Regions from separate parts of the Homo sapiens genome. Here region 2 is linked to region 1. Evidence: read pairs that join two places in POLR2A ChIA-PET (ENCODE). Cell type or tissue: OCI-LY7. All regions are shown on one strand.

Region 1 (2,500 bases):
GGCGAAGCTTGCAGTGAGCCGAGATCGTGCCACTGCACTCCAGCCTGGGCGACAGAGTGAGACTCTGTCTCAACAAAAAAAAAAAGAAACCTGTTCTTGAGTCTCAGCTCCTGGCTTAGTTAGTCATAAGGCCTCAAGAAAGTCATTCACCTCTTCCGGCTTCTCTTAGCTTGTTTGTAGAATGGGAATAACAGTTTCTATCTAGAAGGGCTTTGGGAGTGAATAAAGCAATCATGAGGCAGTGTAGTGTAATGGGTTAAGAGCACGGCGTTAGCCAGGTGGGGTAGCTCATGCTGGTAATTTCAGCACTTTTGGGAGCCCAAGGTGGGAGGATGGCTTGAGCCCAGGAGTTTGAGACCAGCCTGGGCAACATAGTGAGACCTCATCTCTACAAAAAATAAACAAAATTAGCCAGGCATGGTGACACAAGCCTGTAGTCTCAGCTACTCAGGAGGCTGAGGTGGGAGGATCGCTTGAGCCTTAGGAGGTCAAGGCTGTAGTGAACTGAGATTGTGCCACTGCATTCCAGCCTGGGTGACAGAGCAAGACCCTGTGTCAAAAAAAGAAAAAGCACAGGTCTTGGTGTCCCAGACCTAGGTGCAAGATCTTATCTCCCCCATGTCCTTTCTTAAGTAAGTTAACCTCTTCTAAGCCCTCATTTTCTCCACATGTAAAATGGGAAAACAGCAGTACTGTCAGTGGGGTTCTTGGGAAAAGTAAGCATGATAATATATCTGAAGCATGTTGCCTAGCACTTGATCATAGAAGCTGTTGCTATATTGTGGTTATTTTTTTAGATCATGAGTGTGAACACTCTTTCGGAAAGGTTAAGGAACTCAGTTGGGGAGCTCCTCAAGGGAAGCAAGTCCTCAGTCCCTGGACTAGACTTGGGCTCCGGGGCCAATTCATAGCAGGTGCTCAGAAAACATGTGTAGAGGGACAGGACCCAGGCCTAACCCTTTCCCTTGCACATAAAAGTGTCCACTATCCCATAGAGGGTGGGGAGGTAGGAGGGGAACTTAGGAAAAGCACTCTTGTGAGGTAGAGAGCTCACTTACTAGCCTAAGGACAGGAAGAACTTGAAGATGCCTGATGCTTGCCCTCCTCCTCACTCCCCGCAGGGCCAGAGGTGGAGGCTCATCTCAGGAAGCTGGGCCTGGGCTATCGTGCCCGTTACGTGAGTGCCAGTGCCCGAGCCATCCTGGAAGAACAGGGCGGGCTAGCCTGGCTGCAGCAGCTACGAGAGTCCTCATATGAGGAGGCCCACAAGGCCCTCTGCATCCTGCCTGGAGTGGGCACCAAGGTGAGGCCCCAGGGGGTAGGAGCTGCCCTCTCTACTGACACTAAGAGGAGAGCAGGAAATGAGCCAAGCCTGGGAGCTGGGTGGAGGCTTGGCTTCCGGAGGCAGAGCAGGAAGGAGAAAGGATATAAGTAGATGTTTTATGAGAGAAAAAAGCAGAGTGCAGAAAGAGTAGAAAGGATATAGCCCTTTGAATGAATTTCTAGAAAGACCATTTGTTCAGATGCAACACATATATGCTGCTATATATATGCAGCAATTTCCAGAAGGAAATTGCAGGAAACTAAATAATAGTTTCCTTGGGGGAGACAAATGGGAAGATATTTCTTCTTTTCGGTTTTTTGTTTGTTTGTTTGTTTTGGTAGAAATAGGCTCTTAACAATGTTGCCTAGGCTGGTCTTAAACTCTTGCCCTCAAGCAGTGTTCCTGCTTTGCCCTCCCAAAGTGCTGGAATTACAGGGATGAGCCACTGCTCCCGGCCACATTTTGTTCCTTTCGTAAAATGACATGTACTGACAAAACTTTTTGCTTGATGTCAATAGGGTTAACTGGCAATAAGATGACTGGAAATTAGGCATTTGTCTTTTTTTTTTTTTTTTTGAGGTGGAGTCTTGCTTTGTTGCCAGGCTGGAGTGCAGTGGTGCAATCTCGGCTCACTGCAACCTCCGCCTCCCGGCTTCAAGCTATTCTCCTGCCTCAGCCTCCAGATTAGCTGGGATTACAGGCATGCGCCACCACACCCAGCTAATTTTTGTATTTTTAGTAGAGATGGGGTTTCACCATGTTGGGCCAGGATGGTCTCAATCTGACCTCGAGATCCACCTGCCTCAGCCTCCCAAAGTGCTGGGATTACAGGCGTGAGCCACTGCACCCAGCCTTTTTTTTTCTTTATACTTCTCTGTAGTTTAAAAAATGAATTTTTGCTTAAAGATTTTTTTTTGATGGGCTTTGGACTACAGCCTAACATTAAATCTTGGTTCTGCCTATTCTCAGCCATGTGACTTTGGCCAGGTCACTTCACCTTTCAAAGCCTCAGTTTTCTTGTCTGTAAAGTGGGTGTGGTAATACCTTCTTCCCAGGTTATGATAACCTGGCCCACATAGGTGTTCAGCTAGTAGCACCTCTTATTACAGCAATTTCAGTGTATTCATAGGCCGCGCATGGTGGCTCACGCCTGTAATCCCAGCACTTTGGGAGGCC
Region 2 (2,500 bases), 340 kb before region 1:
CTCCCAAAGCGCTAGGATACAGGTGTGAGCCACCCTGCCCAGCCCCATTGCTGTTGAACTTTTTTTTTTTTTTAAAGACAGGCTCTGGTTCTGTTGCCCAGGCTGGAGTGCAGCAGCGCAATCTCAGTTCACTGCAAGCCACCCACCGAGCTCAAGCCATCCTCCCACCTCAGCCTCCTGAGTAGCTGGGACTATAGGTGTGCACCACCATGCCTGGCTACTTTCTTTGTAATTTTTTTGTGGTTCAAATAGGAATCTTCCACGTGCATCCAAAATATTTTTGGTTTGTGACACTCAGTGTTATTATTGACTCATTTTTCCATTGGAAGGTGTGCCTCAGAGTGGGTGAGCCTTTTTGCCCTCAGTCTTCTGTCAGCACTCTAAGACTCCAAGTACTCTAAGAGATTGCTCACTAAAAATAAGAACAGCTGGCCATCTACCTCAAATGTGAGCCGTCACTTTTGTGATATAATCAGTCCTTATCTTTAGTACACAGATTTATGGAATATCACACTCACTGTCTGCCTGCTTTGGGGTGTTTCTCCTGTGTCATTCATTTTTGTATATTGGCATATAGCAAATATAGGAATGCTGTGTCGCAGCTGTGGGTCATGTATGTACTTGCAGTTAGCTCTTGCTCCCAAGAATGCAAGAAATTTATCAACAAACTCGTGTCATAAAAATAGTTTACAGTGATTTTTTTCTTAAAATATTTCAATGATTAAGACTTTTTTTAATAACCACAAGTGTATAATTGTAAAACCTAAGCATTACTCAGCAAATCTAGCAATTGTTGAATTGCATAAGCTTCTTGTTCATTGGAACTTTTGCTAAAGAATTATGACCTTTGATTTCTTATCACCATGACCTATCATTATGATAAACATGCCCCTCTTATGTATCCTTATACCCATTATAAGGATAAACAAGGGATAGCTCCACCCACCAGATGTCATAGACACAACTGGTATTTTGGGGATTTTGCTGTAGACTAATCCTGGAAGGAAGAGAGGTTATAGATAAAATAAGATTGGCCATGAATTGATTGTTGATTAAAGCTGGGTAGGGAACATTGGGTTTTCTCTGGTTTTATATTTATTTGAAGTTTTTCACCATAAAGTTTTTTTTTTTTAAGATAAAAAATAAAAGCATGAATAGTGTAAACAAAGTTTTGAAGGAGAAGGAAACAGGTTAGTAGCTAATTAACAAAAATGTTCTTGTTCCATTCAGGCACAGGAGTTTGGACTAGCCCAATAAGCATTAAGGAAACCATTATTTGTAGATTTCAGATAATGCAATGATAGTAACCAAAGTTATGCTCTAGAAGGGATAACATCATGGAAGAATATAGAGTAGATTGGAGGGTTCACACCCCAGAGGTAGTGAGACCAGTTCACTGCTATTATATAATGCTACCTTGAAATCATAGGGAGGCGACTGATGTGGTTTGCTAAAAGTCTCCAAAAATTTCAAAGGAGAATAGCTCTTCAGTCAGGTGCTAGTGCCAGCACAACAAAAAAGAGGGTTTTTTCCCTCATTTGGCCAGGGCATGGATTTGGACCATGTGGGTGTCATAATGGAGTATACCAAGTGATTTTGTTCCTATGATGAAAGTGAAGTCCATATTTTGTCTCCTGTCTTTTAGTAAATCAGTATAGATAAGTCTTTTTTTTTTTTTTCCCCCCGAGACGGAGTCTCGCTCTATCGCCCAGGCTGGAGTGCAGTGGCGTGATCTCCACTCACTGCGAGCTCCGCCTCCCGGGTTCACGCCATTCTCCTGCCTCAGCCTCCCAAGTAGCTGAGACTACAGGCGCCCACCACCATGCCCAGCTAATTTTTCGTATTTTTAGTAGAGACGGGGTTTCACCATGTTAGCCAGGATGGTCTCGATCTCCTGACCTCGTGATCCGCCCGCCTCGGCCTCCCAAAGTGCTGGGATTATAGGCGGGATCCACTGCGCCTGGCCAAGTCTTTTTTTTTTTTTAATTATTTTATTCTTTATTTTTTTCCCCACATATTCTAAAATAAGTCTCTTACAGTGTCTAGGTTTCTTTCCAAAGGTGATTAAAAATGAAGCATCATATTTTAAACTTCTGAGGCAGAACTGCTAGAACAAGAGTTTTGTTTTTTTTTTTTTTTTGAGACGGAGTCTTGCTCTGTCGCACAGGCTGGAGTGCAGTGGCGCGATCTCGGCTCACTGCAGGCTCCGCCTCCCGGGTTCACGCCATTCTCCTGCCTCAGCCTCCCGAATAGCTGGGACTACAGGCGCCTGCCACCGCTCCCGGCTAATTTTTTTTTTTTTTGTATTTTTAGTAGAGACGGAGTTTCACCGTGTTAGCCACGATGGTCTCGATCTCCTGACCTTGTGATCCTCCCGCCTCGGCTTCCCAAAGTGCTAGAACAGAGTTTTGATAATTTGTTTGAAACGAAGCACTCAAATCTTCTAGTTTATTTGCATTTGCAGTCAGACCTCTACAGATGCCAGCTAGATTACAGATGG

What was found. Peaks named below come from ENCODE experiments on the same cell type or tissue, not always from the same donor. Only the 100,000 strongest peaks of a DNase experiment are listed, where the experiment ranks them.
Region 2: POLR2A ChIA-PET joins it to region 1 with 20 read pairs; 3 of 35 experiments call an interaction of 5 or more read pairs at or near these places.

What each region holds. Positions count from the first base shown.
Region 1 is chr3:9,753,583-9,756,082 of GRCh38, forward strand. It overlaps OGG1 (8-oxoguanine DNA glycosylase), which reads left to right. Exons shown (of 7, transcript NM_002542.6): 4 at 1,122-1,303. Among named protein-coding and RNA genes, the nearest start is that of OGG1, 4.9 kb to the left of the region's middle. In OCI-LY7, no CTCF peak of the experiment used is centred here; no DNase peak of the experiment used is centred here; H3K27ac peaks cover 1,303 bases.
Region 2 is chr3:9,415,819-9,418,318 of GRCh38, forward strand. All of the region lies in intron 1 of SETD5 (SET domain containing 5), which reads left to right. Among named protein-coding and RNA genes, the nearest start is that of SETD5, 19 kb to the left of the region's middle. In OCI-LY7, no CTCF peak of the experiment used is centred here; no DNase peak of the experiment used is centred here.